Linked DNA regions of Homo sapiens: region 1 is linked to region 2. A link is an interaction called in ENCODE POLR2A ChIA-PET data of the cell type or tissue named here. Cell type or tissue: PC-3. All regions are shown on one strand. Each heading gives the region's core, and the rest is flanking DNA. Links, peaks and the distances in the headings are about the cores only.

What was found. Peaks named below come from ENCODE experiments on the same cell type or tissue, not always from the same donor. Only the 100,000 strongest peaks of a DNase experiment are listed, where the experiment ranks them.
Region 1: POLR2A ChIA-PET joins it to region 2 with 16 read pairs; 6 of 35 experiments call an interaction of 5 or more read pairs at or near these places.

The regions. Positions count from the first base shown.
Region 1 is chr3:129,281,834-129,284,751 of GRCh38, reverse strand. All of the region lies in intron 2 of HMCES (5-hydroxymethylcytosine binding, ES cell specific), which reads right to left. Among named protein-coding and RNA genes, the nearest start is that of HMCES, 4.4 kb to the right of the region's middle. In PC-3, for the core only: no CTCF peak of the experiment used is centred there; a DNase peak (open chromatin) is centred at 1,861; H3K27ac peaks cover 1,406 bases.
Region 2 is chr3:129,143,840-129,146,757 of GRCh38, reverse strand. It overlaps ISY1-RAB43 (ISY1-RAB43 readthrough), which reads left to right. Exons shown (of 13, transcript NM_001204890.2): 6 at 885-997. ISY1 (ISY1 spliceosome associated protein) reads left to right here. Exons shown (of 11, transcript NM_020701.4): 6 at 885-997. Among named protein-coding and RNA genes, the nearest start is that of ISY1, 16 kb to the left of the region's middle. In PC-3, for the core only: no CTCF peak of the experiment used is centred there; no DNase peak of the experiment used is centred there.

The DNA of each region.
Region 1 (2,918 bases), core at 326-2,825, 140 kb before region 2:
TAGTAGAGACAGGGTTTCACTATGTTGGTTACGCTGGTCTCGAACTCCTGACCTCAAGTGATCCGCCTGCCTCAGCCTCCCAGCCTCCCAAAGTGCTGGGACTACAGGTGTGAGCCACTGCGCCCGGCCAATTCTCTTTTCATATATATACACACAAACAGTTGATTCCCTTTATTTGCAGTAGTTAGATTTCATAAAGTTGCTTTGAGTACTGAACTGCTGCTCTTAGGGAAATGCAAGGTTATGTTTCTAACAGCATCTGGTGACGACACTTTCATCAACTGATCAATATATGACCTTGTTTTATGTGTGTTTCTGTTTAAAGACATCTAATTTAAACTTACTCTTAATTCATTTACACTAAATTCAAGACCAAGAGCACTATAACTCATGCCTGACTAAAGCTTATCCAATGTATATATCTTCTTTTTAAGACATATCACAGCCTTCTTTAGCTTGGGAATACCAGCCAGCACTTTAGTGCTATGCTTGGGATCATTTTAAACAGTGAAATCACACATGGCACTAAACTGGCTGCAAAAAAGATACTTGTTTATAACGTAAGAGATGAAACAAGAAGGCAGAGCTCTGCCTCGATCAACCTCAGCTGGAAACATCAAGGTACTCAAATTTGTCAGCTCTCTGTATGTGCACCAATGATTGCAAAAGCAAAGTGAGTATGAATTTAGGGGTTACAAATAAATTTTAGTGAGTAGGTGAATTTGGAAATATGGAATCTAAGAATAATGAGGACTGTTTGTGTGTGTTTGTGAGAAAGAACAGTTGAAAACAGAGATTTCATAAATCCTCTTTCTCTTCCAGAATCAAATTTGCCTTCTGGCAGCTCAAGCCTATAATCCTGGCACTCTGGTAGGCCAAGTGGGGAGGATCCCTTGAGCTCAAGGTTGATTTTTCTTTTTTGAGACAGAGTTTCGCTCTTGTTGCCCAGGCTGGAGTGCAATGGCGCGATCTTGGCTCACTGCAACCTCCGCCTCCCACGTTCAAGCGATTCTCCTGCCTCAGCCTCCCAGGTAGCTGGGATTACAGGCATGCACCACCACACCCGACTAATTTTGTATTTTTAGTAGAGACAGGGTTTCACCATGTTGGTCAGGCTGGTCTACAACTCCCGACTGCAAGCGATCCACCTGCCTCAGCCTCCCAAAGTAATGAGATTACAGGTGTGAGCCTCTGCACCTGGCCTGAGCTCAAGAGTCTTGAGACCAGTTTGAGCAACACAGTGAGAACTTCCCCCTCAAAATGTCAAAAGGAAAAGCCTGTGATCCCAGCTGCTGGGGAGGTTGAGGCAGCAGGATCGCTTGAGCCTGGGAGGTCAAGGTTGTAGTGAGCCATGATTGCGCCACTGCACTCCAGCCTGGGCAACACAGCAAGTCCCTGTCTCCAAAAAAAAAAAAAAGTCTTCCAAGCAGAAGGACCCCCAGCTCAGTGCATAAATGAGAATGAGACAACATTACGCAATGGTCAACTAAATGATCTTTCATCAGAAATTTGCAAGACAACAATACTGAAAAAATCTGTGGTTCTCAGTACGGGACAATTCTGACACACCCCTCCCCACCATCCAGAGACTTCTGGCAGTATCTGGAGATACCTTTGGTTGCTCTGATCTGGGGGATGCTATTGTGGAGGATGCTACTGACATCTAGCTGGTAGAGGATGTTGCTAAACGCTCTACAACGCCCAGAATAGCTCCCTATGACAAAAAATTATCCTGGCCAAAACTGTCAACAGTGTCAAGGTTGAGAATTCTGCTCTCACAAATTCCACTGATCAGCGCTGAGAGTGTACCCTTGACAACTGTAAACCAAATCCAAATGTGAGAATGACGAATAGAAAGTAGTTGAAAAGCCAAAATACTAAGACCATTGCTCAATATTAGTCATCTTTCCTCTACCCTTTTGGACTTCTGAACAGAACACCTGGTAGCACTGGGGTGGATAAATGAAACAGGAAGTAATTTGCAAATCTGTGGTTTCAAATGAAAATGTTGCTATCTATATACATATGCAGGCTGTTAATGATTTGAATGAACTGCTAAAATGGTTCTAATTTTGCTTTATAATTTATAGGTCTGAGAAAAATGAGATATCAAATATTATCAAAATTAAGAAACCATAGCAATCTTAATAAAACTTGTTAGAGATGTGAAATCAAATACTATATCAGCAAATTCATACCACTGGCCCAAATGAGGGCTGTATTTGCTAGTGGCTCCACCTTCCCCATTCCTGGTTCCAGGATGCATCCACTGGAGTGGGGACGGTGGTCTGGATCTCAGTTCTAGTTCTGTCCCTCACTGATTAGGTAACCTAGGACAAGTCATAATCTATGTATACTTCTATCTTTACATCTGTTAGACAAATTTTTCTTCCAGCTAACTTTCTATAATTCTAAGGAGGTCATATAAATGACTAAGGCTTTTTTTTTTTTTTTTTGTTAAAAACAGGGTCTCATTTGCTCAGGCTGGTGTCCTGAAATCCTGGCCTGAAGCAATTCTCTGGCCTCAGCCTCCCCCAAAGTGCTAGAATTACAGGCGTGAGCCACCAGGCCTGGCCAGGCTCATACACTTAATCCTGCTCTCTATTCTCACTCTAAGTTATGCTTTCCTTTGAAATATGTTTTATGCTCTCTTTTCCCCTTCAAGGTTCTCCAGAATATTTTATTTTGATTCCCCTCTCATTTAAAACAAAAAGTTTCAATAGGGAAGTATGCATCCTCTAAAAATGACACAAAAATAACTATGTCATATAAATGGCTTCATTCAACCAAGAACATTATTTGATTTTTTTTTTTTTTTTTTTTTTGAGACTGAGTCTTGCTCTGTCACCCAGGCTGGAGTGCAGTGGCACATTCTCGACTCACTGCAACCTCCACATTTTTTTTTTTTATAGTACAGA
Region 2 (2,918 bases), core at 224-2,723:
AAATAGACTATCCAGGCAAGAATTACATGTAATAAAATTCCCCCGTTTTTAATGTAGAGTTGGATGAGTTGCAGCAGATTTTTATACCCGTGAAAGCCACCACCTCCACATGCAGTATCCATCACCCCTAGAAGTCCTCTCATGCCCATCTTCTAGAGCATCAGTCTTAGCTGTAACCCAGGTGTAAGAGCCCTTCTGGACTTGCTGTTGTCATCCAGCATTACCTCATGAAGGCCTTGCTGTGTCTCCACTGTGTGCAAATTGTCCCTTTCAAAAGTTATATGATGTTTCATTTCAACATATTAGGGTTCATTAACCATTTTCCTACCTTCTCTGTGGTGTGATGCCCCAGCTGCACCACAGTGAAATTTGTTGTGTACATCCCTTTCAATTAATCCCTTAGGCATAATTCTTAGCCCTATAGTCCTTGCCAAAAATTTTTCCCATATAGCAATACATTGCTTTCCTGAAAACGCTAAACCATCATAGAATGCTGCCATCCCTGGGTGCGTATCCCAGCCTCATTGTGTCTTTGCTGGCCTTAGTTGCTGTTTCCCCATCTCTCTTAAGAGCTTGTTATTTCAGTAGTTTTATAAATGGAACTGCTGGGTTGTTTCAGGGTTGTTTATATTTTTTTGGTTGCTAATGAGAATGAAGTTATTTTCAAGGATTTTTTTTTTCTTACGCTAGTGGGAACTCTGTTTATAATTCTTGTCCTTTCATTTATTTGGGTGGTTTTTCTTATCAATTTAGATGAGTGTTTTTATGTAGTATACCTTTGTAGGTGTTGACATTCATTTTAAGGATATGATACTAAGTGTACGTGTTAGAGGTGTTGACATTCATTTTTATGGAATGATATTGTTAACCTTTTTGTTTTCTAGCTGGTTTAGGTGAATTTCGAATTCGTGACCTGAATGATGAAATTAACAAGCTGCTAAGGGAGAAAGGACACTGGGAGGTCCGGATAAAGGAGCTGGGAGGTCCTGATTATGGAGTGAGTACATGGCAGCCCCAGTGGCGGGTCTTGTCTAGTTTTCCACCCACAGCAGTTCCCAGCTCATTCTTGCCATAGTAGTCGCTTGATACAGGAAAGCTATGAACAGGATGGGTAGGATGATGCTGGAAGACCTCACAGCACATGCATCACAGCAGACGGGGCATCTGTATGTACCAGCCAGAAGGCCTTGTGGAAGCTGCTTCATCTCTCGGCCTCGTGTTTAAAATGACCATGAGCCCGGGCATGGTAGCTCACTCCTATAATCCCAGCACTTTGGGAGGCCGAGGCGGGCAGATCACTTGAGGTCAGGAGTTCAAGTCAAGCCTGGCCAGTATGGCAAAAGCCCATCTTTTCTAAAAATACAAAAATTAGCTGTGTGTGGTGGTGCACGCCTGTAATCCCAGCTACTTGGGAGGCTGAGGCAGGAGAATCACTTGAACCTGGAAGATGGAGGTTGCAGTGAGCCAAGATCGCCACTGCACTCCAGCCTGGGCGACAGAGTAAGATTCTGTCTTCAAAAAAAAAAAAAAAAATGACTATGGTCCTTCACTGGGTGCAGTGGCACACACCTGTAATCCTAGCACTTTGGGAGGCTGAGACAGGATAAGCCCTTGAGCACAGAAGTTTGAGACCAGCCTGGGCAGTGTTGTGGGACCCTGAATCTACAAAATATTTAAAAATCAGCTAGGCATAGTAGCACATGCTTATAGTCCCAGCTGCTCAGAAGGATGAGGTGGGAGGATGGCTTGAGCCTGGGAGGTGGAGGCTGCAGTGAGCTGTCATCATGCCATTGCACCTCAGCCTGGGTGCCAGAGCAAGATGCTGTCTCAAAAAAAAGATAAAATGAGCATGGTTCCTCACATTCTTTAAGTGCCTTAGGAACTGGAGACAGCTATTTGTTGGCTTTGTTATCTGAGAGCCATAGAGACACTACATTCTGTCCTTTTTTTGGACTTCTATAAATGCAATACTCTAGAACCATAGCTTTCAAACTTTTAAGAACATGGCTCATTGTAAAACACACACAGACACACACACACACAATCACAAGCCAGCACACAAAGGTGCTGAAAAAAACAATAAGTATGGTATATTTTTTATTCTGTTCTATTTTGGTTTTTAAAAATTTGATGTTTGTGACCTGCTTAACTGATTTCATGATGCACTAATGGGTCTTGGTTTTGAAAACTCCTGCCCCAGAGCCTAATTCGTTCACACTTTTGTGATGAGACCTACCTCAGATCACTGGAAACAGTATGTAATCAATGGACTATAATGTGTTATATAAGAAACACATGCAGTTTTTCTACGTGTTGATCTTTTCACCTTGTGAAAGTCTAACACATAACCATAATTCTTACCCTAGTACATACAAATGGAGTATTCAGCCTTCCCACTGCAGAAGAGGAAAGGCACTCCCATTTCTGAAGCACCTTTTGTGTCTGGGCACTGCACTAGGAGACTTCTCTTGGGTGTCTTGCCTAACTTCTTTTTTTCTTTTCATTTATTTTATTTTTGCTGTTTTTTATTTTTATATGCCAATCTTCTCTGTATCATTCCGATTTTAGTATATGTCCTGCCAGAGTGAGCCCTTGCCTGATCTCTTCAGCAGTTGTGTGGTGGAGATTTTATTTTTCCTGTGAGGCAGCTTAAAAGCAGCTCATTAATCCACCTAGAAAAGTGGTCTCAGGTATGAAAAAATTCGTATGTGAAATGTTAAGTTCCACCACCCAAATTCAACACTATTAATATTTTTATATATTTTTTCCAGAGATTTTTAATGCTTAATAATTTTATTTTTATTTTCTACATATAAAAGTAATATATTACCACTAAGTTCAGAAAAGTACAAAGAAGCAGAACAACACTCAGTCACAATCCCATTACATAAGTGCAGCCACTTGAATATGCTCTTTAT